Linked DNA regions of Homo sapiens: all the other regions are linked to region 2. The links are chromatin loops, found by intact Hi-C in ENCODE. Cell type or tissue: GM12878. All regions are shown on one strand. Each heading gives the region's core, and the rest is flanking DNA. Links, peaks and the distances in the headings are about the cores only.

Region 1 (5,759 bases), core at 372-5,371, 140 kb before region 2:
AGTTTTATCCCACTAGGACTCTTAACCAGATCCTGTTATAAGCACAACATCGCCCCTGATACCTCTGTTTGCCCTGAGCTTACAGCCTTTGCATTTTCTGTGTATGTTTTAATCTTCTAGATAGCAAACTCCTTAAGCAAAGGGACTATGTGTTACTCAGCCCTTTATCTCACATGCCTTCCCCAGAGATTGGCTCATACTACATGCTCAGTAAGTATTTGAGAATGAATGATGATGGTTTTCGAATGAGAACAGTGTCTGTGCATGGGTATGTATTTTTCTGTGCCCAACATCCCTTTGAAGAAGTGAGGGTAATGTTCCTGATCAGGGGCCAGCAAACTTTTTCTGTAAAGGAGCACATAGTGAATATTTTAAAGTTCGTGGGCCATATAGTCTCTGTGGAAACTGCTCAGCTACGCTGCCGTAACACAAAAACAGCCATCAACAATATGGAAACAAGTGGGTGTGCTGTATTCCAAGAAAACTTTCTTTATGGGCGCTGAAACTTGAATTTCATACAATTTCCACACATCACACAATACTCCTCTTCTTCAGATTTTTAAAAAAACATTTAAAAATGTAAATACCATCATTGGCTTGCAAGATATACAAAAACAGGTGGTGGGCCATTTGGCCCAGGGGCCACAGTTTGCTGACTTCTGAACTGGATCATGGGGTTGCTGGCACTGGTCTCAGTGGTGGGATTTACTAATTATAGAAAGCTGCTTTCTGAAATCTTCTCCGTTTTCTTAGCGAATTCATAAGTGCTTTAGTCGGTCCAATTCCTAAGAGGGGAATTACTATTTTGTCTGACTGCTATCTTGAAGGGCACTCTAATGAATTAAGGTTATGGAATTGTTGGGCAAGATGTACCACCTTACGATTAAAGAGTTATGATTAAAATATTAAAATGGAAGAATAAAATATAATTCATGATTTATTGCAAATCATCTTAGATACTTTTAGAAATCAATAACCCATGTCATCATTCTCATTTTCCCTGTGACATTCATTTATTTCACAAAGCAAGCATCCTCAATAATAGGAAATGATGCCAGACCACATGCATGGGTCAAGCTAAATATGCACCCCAAATTCTGGCACTATTGTGAGACATGATGAAAAACAAATACATCTACTTGTATAATTTTAGAAATCAAGTTTAGATTTTAATATAATGTTAATATTTATTATAAAATACATCACCCTGATGATAATTTTGCTACACAAAATATGCACACAAAAACAGTAATTTAAGCAAATATACACAACAATAATACAAAAAAATCACGGCTGAGCACAGTGGCTCACGCCTGTAATCCCAACACTTTGGGAGGTTGAGGCGGGCAGATCACTTGAGGTCAGGAGTTTGAGACCAGCCTGGCCAACATGGCCATGAACTAAAAATACAAAAATTAGCTGGGCATGGTGGCACGTGCCTGTAATCCCAGCTACTGAGGAGGCTGAGGCAGGAGAATTGCTTGAACCGGGAAGTAGAGGTTGCAGTGAGCTGAGATTGTGCCATTGCATTCCAGCCTAGGTGAAGAAGCAGGACTCCATCTCAAAAAAAAAAAAAAAAAAAAATCACAACATAACACCTTTACTTTAAGGCCGCCTACTTTTACACACAGTTATTTGTTGAATGTAGGTGGGAATCAGACTGTGTTCTTTACCTGCTGTCATTTTGGAGAGAATGCTTGTGAAAGAGGGTTGATTTACAAGGAAAATGCATAACAATTCCTATGCAAATCTACTTCCCAAAAAAGGTTTTAGTTGCTAAAAGTGTAGGCTATAGATTCAGACAGTCCCAGGTTCAAATCCTGACCTTATCACCTATCAACTGTGTGACCTATTAACTTAAGTTGCTTACCCTCTCTGAGCTTCAACTTCTTCACCTAAGAAATGGGAACACTACTAATAATTGCGGGTACCAGTGAGTTAATGTGCGCAAAGTACACTACACAGTTCCTGCTCCTCTGCAGTAAGCAGTCAACAAATAGCAGTTGCTATTATTAGTACATTTGTCATTAGCAAAAATAGAGACTTTGGTGCAGCGAAGTAACACACTTTTCAATGGTATAATGAATTTCAAATATAAAGCCATGTTGAAGTTCTGAGGAATGCTTTCTCTTGCCTGGGTTTGGGAGATGGTAATGGTGTACATGCATCTCTGTTAGATCTGCTTAAACACAGGCATCATTGTGCCTTGGTTTTCATGGTGGCTGTGTTTTGGTTGCATTGTGGGCTCTGGTCATGTTCTCTGCAATTTTCACTGCATTTATGCAACTTCCCCTTACCTAATATTTTGGAATTCCATCTTAATTTTATTTTTCTCATTCTTATTCCCTTCTGCTTATTTTACGGGCTCATTATAATTTATCAAATTCTTACGTATTCAAAAGCCTCTGATTTCCAATTCTTTTTAATCAAGATGTTGCTCATCTACTTAAGTCAATGTGCTGAGTAAACCAGTAAATGGATACTTACAAATCCTTATCCCTTAGTGTTTAGGTGTACAAAACCCAGGATACCAAAAAGTCATGGGCTCAAGGGAAGATATGAAGGCTTATTTATAACACAGGATGCACTCAAGGCTGCAGAGTGTGATTCAAAAGGCATAGGATTAGGAGTCAGAGTTTACTTGGATTTGGGGATTTTCTCAGCCAGCACAAACTGTAGAAATCTCAGGAAGTCATTCAGTCTCTCTAAATTGACTGTATTGGCCAGTAAATAGGGAATGATTATGATACTTAGGTTATGTAGTTTAATATAATTAACAATGAATATAATAATCACTTTGTAAAGTATAAGTCACCATGCATAGTGCTACAAGGTTACCACTATCATGATTTTCATTATTTACCACACATGTGCACGTATCTAGAAGATTATCCTTTAGGAAAGAATTTGTGATAGAAAGAGTCTAGTTTTGCCTCTGATACTAACCTGGTATGTAACTTTGGATAAGTCTTTCATTTACTTAAGTACTAATTTCCATATCTACAAAATAGATACTCATCAATGTCCTTTCTAGGTATAAAAGGTTGGGGTTTCACTAATACCAGGAAATAGGCACGGAGAAACAGGCTGACTAGAGTCTTGAAAAGCAGAAGTAGTGAATATGTGATTCTGTAGTCAATGAGGCTACTGTAAATGTGGAAGTTGAAAGATGGCAGGGAGAAAGTGACTCCAGAGGAGATTCACTGGGTAACAGGGTGCACAATGGGCTCAAGGAAATGTTGGCTAACACAGAGCCCACATGGTTCCAAAAGTAGTAAGACTGAAGTGCACGCAGAGCACCTGAAGGAGACAGGAAGTCACTGTTGTGCATCGCCTTGCATAAAGTGACAAAGGACTGGCCCAGGGTGTCCTTCACGTAAGTGAAAAAGGAAAGAAATAGAGTAGGTTCAGGAATTACAGCCTCCTGAATGGGCTTCATGCCACTCTCCTTCCTCTCTAGTCCATCCACCACATTACCACCAGAGGGACCCTAAACTCAAATATGGCCCTCCCCCTTGCAGGATTCAAAAGCTCTGATTGCTTCTTATTATCTACAGAGTAAAATCCAACACTCTGCCCCCACCTTATGCTTATAGGGTTGTTACTATATATATGGTCTACTGTCAGTCCTCAGCCTCATGAGTGGCTTCTCTTTCCTAAGACCAAACCATGCTGAACTTGCCGTCTTTGTTTTCTTCATAGCTCAGTGTCTTTGCATATGCTGTTCCTCTACCAGTAATATCCTCATGCAATTCCCTACTTGGAGAGTTTCTTCTTTTCCTTTCAGACTCAGCTTAAATATTATCTTCATGGTTCAAAACTGCATTATGCATTTGACGTACGTTTTTTAAAACAGGTGTTTGCATGTCTGCTTCTCTACTCGCATGTGAGCTTCTGGAAATGAGCCCATGTTTTATAGTACCAGTATGTACTTTGTTAATATTTTGTAAACTTTATTAATAGCTAATTAAAATAATCCAAAGGATAAAGATTAGGGGGCATCTGACAAGAACAGAGAAGTACAGGACTTGTTAGAATATAAACAGATAATACCTAAGAAAGAACAAATTTGAACTTAACAAAATTATAAACACAGTGGATAGGATAGATATGGACATCTTTACCAATTAAATGATTTATGCAGTAAATAGTAAATGTCTCTTATGAACCAGGTGTTCAGGGTACAGAAGCAAACAAAGCTGACTTAGCATGTTCCATCAGTTCCAATACCAGTATCCCAGGAGTGTGGTGAGCAAGGGGAAGATGGAAGAGAAAGAGGGCTTGTAAGTTATGGTGAGAATTTATTTCTATCGCAAGTGCAGTAGAAAGCCTTTGCTTTAAAATTTTAAACAAATCTTAATGATGAGATGATTTTGTTGAAATTTTGAGGGAGTCACTCTGGCTCCTCTATGGAGATCAGACAAGCGTATAAGTATGGATACCAGTTAGGAGGCCAATACATTAGACCGGGTGATAAATAATATTGATCAGAATCACCTGGAGGGCTCTTAAAACACAGATTTCTAGACCCCACCCCTAGAGTTTTTGATTCTGTAGGTCTTGTGAATATGCAGGTGCAATGGGCGCATGGGGTGGGCAGAGAATCTTTGTGTCTAACAAGTTCCCAGGTGGTGCTGATGCCTCTGATCTGGAGGCCACACCCTGAGAACCACTGGCCTCTATTATGGCGATGGCAATGAAGTTGGAACAAAGTGGGCTGATTTGAGAAAAACTCTGAAGATAAGATTAAAAGGGCATGCTGATGTACCAATACTAGAGAATATTAGGACAAAGCATTTTCCTTTAAAACATGTAGGAGATGAAATACTACAAAATTTTAGGAAAAGAAGTATCTGTCATATGAAACTTGAATGAGGTTAAATAAGAAAGAAAAACAAAACAAAACAAAAGAAATACCCTTCACGTAGTAGGCAATAAATGTTTGAATATCATTTACTCTCCCCTTCACACTGACTAGTAAAAGCAAATGGTTTCCTAAAGTGTTTGAAATAATTGTAAATTTCATTACCAAAAGCAGCTTCTAAAATGTAGGATCTTGGGGATGGTTGAATAAGAGAAGATAACTATGCTTTTTCATTGTCAGAGCTTTGGGGTGTCAAAGGAAAAAGGAGAAATGAAGTGGTATAAACAAGTGTAAAGCCTGCCCATTCACCTGCCCAGATTAGCTCTTCTGTTTTAACACCCAATACTGTATCCATCTCTCTCCTGGAATGGACTCCTTACCATAGCAGCCCTCTCTCCACATGTGCACCCTACAAGTCCATTTAAAAAACAAACAAGAACTCTGCATGCCAGTACCTTGGGGACCCTGCCCAAGCCCTGCCTCCTGATTTACCTTGGTATCTCCAATTTCTGCCCTATTAGCTACCATATTTCTGCCTCTTTGTCCAGCTCCATTATGAATTGTGTCCTTCAAACATTTGTATTTTGAAATCCTTAGAATGTAACTTTATTTGGAAATAGAGTCATTGCAGACGTAACTAGTTAAATTAAAATAAGGTCATTAGGGTGGGTCGTAATCTAATATGACTGGTGTCCTTATGAAAAGGAGATATTTGGACACAAAGATATACACACAGGGAGGTCATCATATGAAGACAAAGGCAGAGATCAGGATGATTCTTCCACAAGACAAGAGCTCCAGTGATTGCCAGCACACCCCCAGAAGCCAGGGGAGAGACCTGGACCACATTCTCCCTGAACGCCCTCAGAAGGAACCAACCCAACGACACGTTGAT
Region 2 (5,759 bases), core at 300-5,299:
CAAAAATCAGTAGCATTTTTATATACCAATAACTAGCTGAAAATGGAACAAAGAAAGCAATAACTACAACAAAATAAAAATCTCATGTTCATTAATAGGAAGAACTGATATTATGAAATGACCGTACTGCCCAAAGTAATCTACAGATTTAATGCGATCTCTTTCAAAATACCAATGACATTCTTCACAGAAATAGGAAAAACAATCCTGAAATTCATATTGAACCACAAAAGACTCCAAATAGCCAATCCTGAGCATAAAGAAAAAGTCGGAAGTATTATACCAGAAATACTAGATTTCAAAATATTCTACAAAGCTAAAATAACCAAAACACATGGTACTGGCATGAAAACAGACACATAGACTGATGGAACAGAATAGAAAAGCCAGAAAGAAATTTATACATTTATAGCCAACTGATTGATAAAGGCACCGTGAACACACACTGGGGAATGGCAGGCTTTTCAATAAATGGTGCTGAGAAAACTGGATATCCACATGCAAAAGAGTGAGACTATACCCTTATTTATCGCCATAACAGAAATTAACTAAAAATGGATTTAAGACTTAAATGTAAGGCTTAAAACAATAAAACTACTGGAAGAAAATATGAGAGAAATGCTTCATGACATTGGGCAAAGATTTTATAGGTACAACTTCAAAAACACAGGCAAAAAAGCAAAAATAGACAAATTGGATTATTTCAGACTAAAAAACCTTAAGCACAACAAAGGAAACAATTAACACACTGAGAGACAACCTGTAGAATGGGAGAAAATATTTGTAAGCTATTAACCTGATGAGGGATTAATATCCAGAATATTAAAGGAACTCAAACAATTCAATAGCAAGAAAAATAATCTGGTTTAAAATGGGCAAAGAATCTGAATAAATATTTCTCAGGTGAAAATATCTCTCAAATGGCCAAAAAGTATATTAAAAATGCTCAACATCACTAATCAGGGAAATGTGAATCAAAACCACAACGAGATACCATCTCAACCCAGTTAGAAAGGCTATTATTTAAAAAGACAAAAAAATAACAAATTCTGGCAAGGATGCAGAGAAAGGAGAACTCTTACACATTGTTGGTGTCAATACAAATTAGTACAGCTATTTTGGTCAATAGTATGGAGGTTCCTGAAAAAAACTAAAGATAGAACTATCATATGATCCAGCAATCCCACTACTAGGTACTTAGCCAAAGAAAAGGAAATTGACATATCAAAGAGCTATCTGTCCCCCTTGATATTTATTGAAGCACTAGTCACAGTAGCCAAGCTATGTAATCAACCTAGGTGTCCAAAAACAGATGAATGGTTAAGTAAAACGTGGTCTGTACACACAGTGGAATACTATTCAGCCATTAAAAAAGAATAAAATCCTGTCATTTGAGGCAACATGAATGAGTCTGTAGGGCATTATGTTAAGTGTAGTAAATCAGGCACAGAAAGATAAATACTACATTTTCTCACTCATATGTGGTAGCTAAAAAAGTTGAGCTCATAGAAGTAGAGAGTATAATTGTGATTATTAGGGGCTGGAAAGAGGAGGGAGGAGAAGAGGGTAAGAAGTGGTTGGTTAATGAATACAAAATTGCAGCTAGATAGGAGGAATAAGTTCTAGTGCTCCATAGTACTGTAGGGTGACTATAGTTAACAACGATTTATTATATATTTACATATAGCTAGAATAGAGGATTTTGAATGTTCCCAACAGAAAAAAATGATAAATGTTTGAGGTGATGCATATGCTAATTGTTCTGATTTGATCATTATACATTGTATATATGTATTGAAATATCACTCAGTATGCCATAAATACATATAATTATGATGTCAAGTTTTTTAAAAAAAGACTACTATGAAGCAATTATTAGGCTGGGCATGGTGACAGAAACCTGTAATCCCAGTACTTTGGGAGGCCGAGGTGAGCAGATCATGTGATGTCAGGAGGTCAAGACCAGCCTGGCCAAAATGGTAAAAACCCATTTCTACTAAAAATACAAAAAATTAGCCCGGCGGATGGTAGCACATACCTGTAACCCCAGCTACTCACTCAGGAGGCTGAGGCAGGAGAATTGCTTGAACCTGGGAGGCGGAAGTTACAGTGAGCCGAGATTGTGCCACTGGACTCCAGCCTGGGCAACAGAGTAAGACTCTGTCTCAAAAAATAAAATAAAAATAAAGAAATTATTATACATTTGTCTGATTAAACTACATCTTTTTTCATTCTGTCCATTTTTTGAAAGTTTATAAACATCTGCATTAGAAAAAGATAACGGAAACCAACTTCATCAGTTGGGCTAGTTGCTGCAGCAAAAGTCTGAATGGTCCAGTTTCTGAATAGCTAAAGAAAACCATCTATTTATGTGTTCCTTGCTATGGATAAATGGACATTTAATTTTTCTGTAGCCAAGAAGCCATCCTGTATCATCCTTTCTCCCTAGACTTATATTTCTGGAAAACTACCACAATGGTGTGAAATTGCAAGGAGTTGCTTCCGGTTCACAGTGAGAGCTCAAAACTTGAGTCATTCTACGTAGGTGCCACTGGTATGGAAGATGCTGTAAGAATAGGACACCTTGAATTTGCATTAGCCTAAGTCTTGCTTCCTCTCTCCTACCTCCCCTTAATTACAAAACACAAATCACTTCACCTCCTCTGGTACAGAACAAATTGACCTCTACTCCCCCCTGGTGGATCACTACAGTATGCTGGGCGAGTCACTTCTGAAATCGCCGCATGGGCCCTTAAGACTTAATAAATCAAGGGCCACCTCTTGTGAGCCTTACATGTTCTAGTCCAACGTACTAGTTATTTAGAGCTGAAAAGTAATCTGCCCCCATATTGTGCTAGTATTTTTTGGCTTGTGTCTTCCAAGTTGTTCCTTTATTATTCCAATGTTGCATTCTTTATTGTGATTGCCTGGTTACTTGTCTATCTCCCCAAATAGACCATAAACCACAGAAACACAATAATGTGAAGTGATTTTCTTGAGGCCACATAATCAGGAGAGGATCCCAATATAGAAATCAGGTTTCTCTATTCATGAGCCATTGTGCTGTTCATTCACAGCGATGTTCTGTGTTCTGAAATCTCTTTCTCAGAAGAAGCATTGAGATGGCAACACACCAGGGCTCAGAAAACAGATCCTGCTGTCAGCTCAGTCACGCATCTCGCCAAGCCCCTAATGTTTCTCATCTGAACAATGATGGTAGTTTCTTCAGACCATTGCTAAGGTTCAGTACAACTTCGAATATCTAGGATTCAACTGGAAAGAATTGCCATTCATGGGCAGTTGTAACACATTGAGAGAGAGAGAGAAAAGAGAAAGAGGGAGCATTCATCTATTAATTAAACAAATATGTCTTCATTTAACAATTATTCAGCATCTGCAACATGCCAAAGTGGATGCCAGATACACTGGTGAACAAAAAACACAATGACCTTGACCCTGAGAACTTTTGTCTTGATCCTTGTGGAGTCACTGGCCAGTGCCTCTCATTGATGATCCCAGATAAACAGATTGACAGGCCTTTGATCAGCACGCTATTTTGAAGAATTCTCTCATGGATATGTGTTTGTGTGATGGGGTAGGAGAGAATGCTGGTGACAACTGCCACACTTAAAATTAGCATATCTCAAATTCTTGAAACAAACAAAAACAAATAAACAGCAGCAACAAAACAGACTGGGTATGTCCAGCACAGGTGTCCCCTGCCTGTAAATGTGCAGTTTCCCTAAATCAAGCCGTGGTTGCTCTCTGCTGCCAAGATGCCAATGGGAGTGCCCAATTAGTGCCAATTTGTTTCTTGTAATACAGACACCTGTCACCAAAGAGCTTGATAAAAATAACCATCTCAGTCACTGCAGATCCAAACTGGGCTCTAACTAATCACCTAGAGGTAAATAGGAAGGCTTCAAATCCCACTGCAAATTCTCCAAGGGACTCAGTCCCTCTGACTGTGGACAAATTTATGCCGTATTTCTCACTGATGGCAAGACACCAACTGGCAATTGATATTTTTTTTTCTTTAAATGCAAGTTATCAGCCTTTCCTCCCAGTCAGCTACAGGCTTCCCCCTGGCAGTTCAAGACTCAGGGTGATAATGGATTATCTTTACTTTTAATAGCAAATCACCTTCCACTGAGATGGAATGAATGCTGCAGGAGAAGGAGAACAGATTTCACCAAGAAGTCCTTTAACTCTCTTCAGGAAACATCTCTAGTTCAAGCATTTAAAAAAAAAAAAATAACCTTTAAAAACTAACCAGGTTTCCGCTGTGTGGTTGAGCCAGCCATGAGGGTTGTGCTGGTTACATCTGAATTAGCCCTGCTTGACAATCACTTTCAAACTCTGTTGTACTTCATGCCAGCAGTTTCACTCCCTGGGTGTGCAATCGTATGGGGCAGATGCCTTCGAAGGAGCTATCGGACCCAGATGAAGAACATATAATATACAATAAACAAATGAGAAGGCAAGACATTTTTACAGAATCACCCAGGCAGGAAAATCAGCACGTCCTGCTCTTCAATAGTGGGCCCATCTAGCCTACTGCTTTATGGGGAGCAGAAATGCCTGGAATCTAAATCTGCCACAGGAGGCGTTTCTTTGCCTCCTCTCGATGCTGTGAGCTGAATGGTAGATTGCATCACCTCCATTGTAAGGCAGCTCTCGTTATGAGAAACCAAACATAGAGCCTGGCTCCTAACTGGAGTATTAATAATGAAAATGGATTATGTGCATCCTGTTTGCTAAGCAATTATCCCAAGGCAGGGATTGAGTCCAGATTTTTTGCCTCACTGCCTGAGTGGCAGAATGTGAATAGATAGACAGGTATTTGCATGCAGTGTCTCTGACCTGGAGAAAATGTCAGGAGCTTTATAGACTGCAGTGAGAGCTGCAGATGCATATTCTTTTCAAACATGGCTGGGTTTTGCAGTCTATTCTTGGAAAAGGCAAAGAAAGGGGGAAAGAGTTGGATTTGCTGTTACTGTTTAAAGATATCCTCCTGAGTCAAGGTGAGATTATTTTATTTTGCCCACCTTAAGTTTTTTATTAACTGGAAGTGACTTCAGCTCCTACCTTCTCAAGGAAATGAAATGAGTTTTATTTAGTTGATGGCGAGGAATACTTTCCCTGGATGTTTAATAGACCTGGGTCTGATCTGCTGAACCTAGGCACATTTTAATGAGAGGAGGCATTTCTCTAATGCTTCAGATGTACATTTTCTTCTTCTCCTCCTCTTTCGCTTGCTGTGATCCTGCAAGGTGGCAACTGACTTCCTCTCTCTGATGCTCATGCTCTATTTCAGGGCTATATTTCCAGGGTGAAATGAATCCTGCATAGGTGTATGCAGTACTTTAGAATCCTTCAGAGTAAGCCCTGCCACAGCTGTGTCACCTCCAGTCTCTGCTCACCACCCTCCTCCTTTGTCTTGCACTCACATGTTAAGTTGCAGGATGGAGAGATGGTAGTGGAAGTTCATGCGGACAAGGCTCATTTTCACGGGACCACAGAGAGTAGTCCTACAAGACTCAGGCAGGTAGCAGGGGCAGCACACCCCTAATCCTGTGGCAGAGGTCACTCAAACCCTAACACAGATTTTACACTCAGTTAAAATTGCCTGGGGAATGGATAAACAACTGTAATACATCCATGTGGTAGAATACTACTCAGCAATAAAAAGGAACAAATTACTTATATATACAACACCGTGAAAAAATTATCTAATTCGTTATTCTACGTGAAAGAAG
Region 3 (5,759 bases), core at 372-5,371, 410 kb before region 2:
CTATCTATTCCAATAGCTACTCCTGCACCTCATTCTATTTGTGCTAACATTATCTGGCTTATAGGGAAGTGAAACAAAGTATGAGCATAAAAACCAGACTACCTGAGGCACCGACACAGGGCACAGTGATAACTATGAACATTAAAAGAAACCTGGAAGCATTATATCTGGTATCATTTTATCCAAGTCTCTTAATGTGATATTAACCTTCATGTATCAGATCAATTGCTCACTCTCAGGAACTGAAGAGTGTACATCAGAACAAAACCATCAATCAATTTAAGATTTTTATATTGATGAATATCAGTCAAAATAAGAAATAGCACTTTCTATGTAATTCACTATAGTACGTATAATTAGATTTAATATAAAATTCTAGAGCAGTAATTCAACTCAAAAGACTCATTTAAGCAAGTTTATTGTATAGATTGTTATGGCCAATGGGATAACTCACAGAAATAAAAGATGTAATCTGTACCTGTGTTATTGGTAATGGCTAAGCTGCCAATAACTTGAGACTGTCAAGATAACAATATGAGAATAACAATTACTTAAGTAATATACTAATGATAGTTTAAAATCCTTTTGTCTTATTTGAAATTTACAATGACCCTGTGAGGTACAACCAGTCATTTGATAAAGGAGAAAATGGTTCCAAATAGATTAAGTGATTGATCAAGCTCATATAACTTGTTATTAGCTATTACGACCAGAACTCAGATCTCCAGATGAGCATTTTAATTTCTTTCCCATAAACTATATGAACTCAATAAATACTTGTTAAATATACAGTGAAAGAATGCAATAGGAATAAATTCTAACAAAACTTAGCCGTACTTTTCAGTTGGAAGCTGAGGGATTGGGCTCAATGGAATCGTTTTAGCTGATTTTATAATACCATGATCCTATGTGGTAACTGCTGACAGAAACTGGGGTAGATCAACTCTTTGATAACATGGGAAAGTGCTCCCTATCTTAGATTATGATTGCTATTAGTTTCAGATTAAAATGTGGGGTATTTACACAAGACAACTTAGTGCAACCATATTTGAGTGGTTCTTAATGACACATTTATGACCACTTGGTGGCTGAGTCATGAGGAAAAATTACTCAGTGTTGCAGCAGATGTCATTGTTCATATTCCCACTTGAGGTGATGAGTCATAAATTGGGTTGGAATTTAAGATTAAGGCAGAGCATATGGGTGAGACCTCACACAGCTCATAAATTCACTGTCCAGAGAGGCAAAAGTATGCCAAAGAGAATACTTAATGAACCTGTTATATAATTGAACTTAGTGGGTTCAACACATATAGCATAAGCAATGACCTTCCAATCCTCTTCCTTAAAACTATACAGGGTTTTACTTGATTTTTGAGATAGGGAGAGGAGAACAGATATATCTATATATCTATATCTATATCTATCTATATGTATATATATCTATATCTGTCTATCTATCTATCTATTCTTTGGCATTTTGATGTGGAAATTTAAAATTAAAAAATCAGCTGTAACATACTTAATATTATTGTTTTTAGAGATGTAGCCTACACAATGTTTTGGACTATTTTGGGGTATAAATTTTGTCAAAAACAGAGTAGTTGTGGCATATAGAATTTGCATAAATAAGTTGAGAAATTCCTTGGATGACATTGTACAGCATAACAATTATACACCTGTTGGAGGGCCTAGAAGCATGAGTGTGCTCAAGCTACAATTGAAGGTCCATGCATATATAGGGATGTGGTAAGCATTTCATGGGCTGCTTACAATGGGGCTGGGTTAGGGTGGGGAGAAGAAATCAGATTTCATGGTGGGGCTCAGACTGTTGGAAAAATCCCATTAACATGTGTGAAGCGTTTACTGAATTCAAACAAACAATTATCCAAGCTTATATAGATATTGTGAAGTGCTATGGAAGAAGCAGGTTGAAACTATGGGTGATGGGGGAGGAAGAATACCTTTAATCCCATCACATCACCTATAAATTTCCCTCTTAAAGAGCCTGGTTAAGAAACAGCAGACCTCTGGGAGGCCTGAAACTAGCACAACAAAAAGAAATTTTATACAATATCATTGTTGGCCACGCTTTGCATAATGACCAACTCCAAAGAGCATATCATAAGCTAGCCCAACCCCTCCTATCCAGGCCTTTTAAAACAGCATAACGCAAGCACATACATTCAATAAGATAATGTATTTTATAATACATTTAATTTAATTAAATAATACTATCCTGCCATAGCACCTTACTAGAACCCAGAAAACAGAACATGCTAGTGTCACTCTTCACTCCTAACATAGATTTAAAGAAGGTGGTGATAGTGACCATTTGTGGTCGCTACGACACGTCCCTTGAAGGGTCTTACTCTTTCTCTCCAACGAGGTTATAAAAGCGCCCAACCACACACAGTACTTTTCCCGAGAGGTGCTCTGATAAATCTACATTTTTCTATCTAGTGCACTATTTAGCCAGTGATGATTTAGTGCACCTTATAGTAACAAGGCAATTTCCCAGTTGACCTGCTTCTTAAAAGTGCTTTTTCTACAAGTTCTCTTATATGCATACTTAAAAATTGCAGTTTTCAAATTCACTTTACGCTTTCTCATTAACTCCACAGATATTTGAGGACTGTCTGCAATTTAAATGTGCACAGAATGAGACTCAGAAAGGTGGAGACTCCCAGGTATGATGGGAAGGAGAGAAATGGAAAGTAGGCTGTGATCCTCTTTACCACTAGGGGGTCCTCTTGCACACCCGGTGAAATGCTTTGTTTAATTTGCAAACATTCTACTGGTTCAGAGACCAGTAGAAATGGACGAGTGAGGGTTTGAGGCAGAAAGGAGTGAGGCGTGGATGTATTTTGGGGCCCCTTGAATGCTGCAGACAGCAGAAACAAACAAACAAAAAACCTAATAAGAGGATAAAGCTTTTTAGGGTATTTTCCTTATCAGGGTATTCTCTTGGATAACATGCCTTGAAGGCAGCAGAAGGAGCCTATGCTTTGTGCTTCAGCTTGGTGTGGACACAGAGCATGGGGAAACACTGGAAGGAACACAGGAAGAAAAGCAGGCGGGGGGTTGGGGTCATATTTAGCTTTGGGCACTCTAGGCGTGAGGAGCATATGGGACACCAGGTAGAGATATCCCATCCATAGGGATCTGAGGCTCGAGGGAGCTGGCCTGCAGTAGATGTATTCATTCAGGGGTCATTGGCCTTGAGGTAGAAGTTGAAGTGGTGAGAGTGGAAGAGCTTTCTAGGGAAAGATAGGTAGAAGGAGAAAGATAACAGAACTAGAACAGACCTCATGGGAACCTTGTACAGTCCAGGCTAGGCAGAGGAAGGGGAGGAAGCAGAAAAGACTGAGAGGAAGAGGCGAGTGGCTCAGGAGGCCACCTGACTCTCGGTGGACCAAGAGGTCTGAATTCCACAAAGTAGGTTGCTTAGGGATGTTAAAGTGCTTTATGGAAGTCAAAGGGCAAAGGGATTTAAGTAGTGGCTATTGGATCTGTCAATCAGGAAGTTATAGAAAACCAACTGATACCTTACAGTCTGCTTCTTGTGTCCAGAAATGGCACAAAAATGTATCAGACTGTGTGTCTCAGTTTTCTAACACAAAGCCCCCAGCACACACGTTCGAGATAGAATTGTTGCTCCTCTGTGCCCCCGTCCCTGCCCCCCGCCATGCCTGAGCTGCCCTTTCTCTCTTCTCTCTAACCATTTTATTTTTACTCCTTTCTCAAGGTGTGACTCTCTCCTCCCTCCTTCTCCGACCAGCCTCCTGGCACTTGCTACTAAGACACTTGTTGTCTCTTAGCCTTTGTGTGCTCATTACCTCAATTAAAGGCCCATGCTGGTCATCATCTATTTGAGGACAGGAGCAAGGTTTTCTTTCTTATTCTGTTTGCCCCAGCTTTCAGCATGGGGCCTGAAATACAGGGAAGACTCAGAAATTATTTGAACGATTGTTAAATATTTGCTGCTTACATTAGCACAATTAATATAATCTTGGATTATTAGAATTTGAGGGGCCCTTGACATCATAAGAGACAACACATTCATTTTATTTCAGTTTCCAAGAGAAAAATAGAAACTCTGAGTTTAGTAACAAGACTTCACAGCTTGAAAGTGAAGTAGTGTGAATTTGAATCCAGGCCTGTTTAATTTCAGAGCTCATGTTCTTGCTGCTACTCAATGCCGTTGTCTCACCAGCAGCCCATTATTTGTGCATTTACCAACTAAAATAAAACGTGCATTTAATGAAGTTCAAAGTTCAATTTGGTAGGGTGCACGTCTTTCTACCAAGGTCACCTCATGCATTCTCATGCATTCTTTCTCTTGGTTGCATTTCTGCCATTTCCTTTGCAAATTAGAGTGGCACCAGGGAGATAAATGTCAGGCTTCTGTGGCAGGCTGGGAGGTCAGCAACTTGGTGTCTGCAATTCACACAAACCACAATAATGGGAATGGAAAGCGCAGATGTTTGTCTAACAATTATTATACTGAGCGGGAGTACAAGCAGCCTCATCTTTGCAAGAACAGTGTGTGTCTGTAGATCTTTCCAAAGGGGGAGTAGATTTTTCCCCTAAAGTTTTTCAGATCAGGAAATAAAAGTGGGCTTCCCAGAATCAGCAAGGGAAAATCTCCTGTCTTTAATTAGCAGGCACTTTGGTGTGAAGAGACAGTCTTCTTGGACTGGAGTGGGAGTGGATGGACAATAATTTCTGGACAATGTAAATGTTAAGAAATGAGGCATTTGGACACTACCTAGAATCATGTTGTCCTCAGATGACCCACCTAAATCATAGGAAACCCTGGAGCTGGTGCTCAGTGGGGCCTAACAGCTGACAGCTGGGCAGTAACTCAGGTCAACTGACGGGGACAAGAAGGTACAAACTCCTACTCATCCCTCAGGACCCCATGTAAGCCTTTTTTTCCTCTGTGAAGCCTCCCCAATAACCCCAGGGGCAGAGTGAATTATCCTGAAAAGCACAGATGGCCTTCCACTGTGTTATGCCTTGCACCATATTGTATTTATCCATGATTAAGTATCTCTCCTCCCTAGGACCGTGAACTTTCCAAGGTAGGGCTGACTCTTATTCAACTAGGCCTACCCAGTGCCAGCTACTGTCCTTGGAACACCAGAGGAGTTCAGTAAATGTGTCAAATAAATGAATGACAAATCTTGAGGTGCTGAGAGCTGACGTTTGAATGAACTGTGGCACGTATTTTTATGAGCTGTAAAAAATGGGAAACACTTGTGACACTAAGCTTCCCTTTATTTATCCAACTCAGCATTGCTCACAAAGCATGTTTACCTACATTAGTTCATTTAATCCTCCCATAAATCTTGTGTGGTTGGGAGGGACAACACTTTCCTTATTATATTGATCATAGAACTGAAGCTCAGAGAGTTGACACAATTCATCCAAGGTCACACAGCTAGCAAATTACACAGGGAAAAGGAGGCAGAGGGGTGTAACATGAAAAACAGTGATTTATTCCCTCCTTTTGGCCTTCTTCCCTTCATGCCTCTTCTCCTTCCCTCCCTATCTCCCTCCCTTTCCCCCTCCTTCCTTCCTCCTTTCCTTCTTCTCTCCCTCCCTTTGTTCTTTCCTTCCGTGGATCAATCCTATAATTGAATCTTGGCCCAGTTTTCTTTATCTGCATAAAACTGAGAGTAATCTTTTCCTTTCTGACCTCACTTTCCTTATCTGTGAAGTGGGGATAAGGATAAGCAGCCTTTCATTGGAGGC

What was found. A loop is a pair of places that touch in the nucleus more often than their neighbours do. Peaks named below come from ENCODE experiments on the same cell type or tissue, not always from the same donor. Only the 100,000 strongest peaks of a DNase experiment are listed, where the experiment ranks them.
Region 1: it touches region 2 in a loop (8-fold over the local background); 4 of 110 quality-filtered maps call a loop at or near these places.
Region 3: a loop joins it to region 2, with 4 times the contacts of the local background. A loop is called at or near these places in 2 of 110 quality-filtered maps.

The regions. Positions count from the first base shown.
Region 1 is chr9:1,724,080-1,729,838 of GRCh38, forward strand. The region is part of intron 2 of LOC105375951 (a long non-coding RNA gene); the gene reads left to right. Among named protein-coding and RNA genes, the nearest start is that of SMARCA2, 290 kb to the right of the region's middle. In GM12878, for the core only: a CTCF peak has its summit at 3,482 (motif pointing right); no DNase peak of the experiment used is centred there.
Region 2 is chr9:1,867,375-1,873,133 of GRCh38, forward strand. The region is part of intron 2 of LOC105375951 (a long non-coding RNA gene); the gene reads left to right. Among named protein-coding and RNA genes, the nearest start is that of SMARCA2, 150 kb to the right of the region's middle. RefSeq lists an enhancer at 4,537-4,586. In GM12878, for the core only: a CTCF peak has its summit at 2,706 (motif pointing left); a DNase peak (open chromatin) is centred at 2,587; H3K27ac peaks cover 761 bases.
Region 3 is chr9:1,457,585-1,463,343 of GRCh38, forward strand. The region is part of intron 3 of LOC102723803 (a long non-coding RNA gene); the gene reads left to right. Among named protein-coding and RNA genes, the nearest start is that of DMRT2, 410 kb to the left of the region's middle. In GM12878, for the core only: a CTCF peak has its summit at 2,749 (motif pointing right); a DNase peak (open chromatin) is centred at 2,787.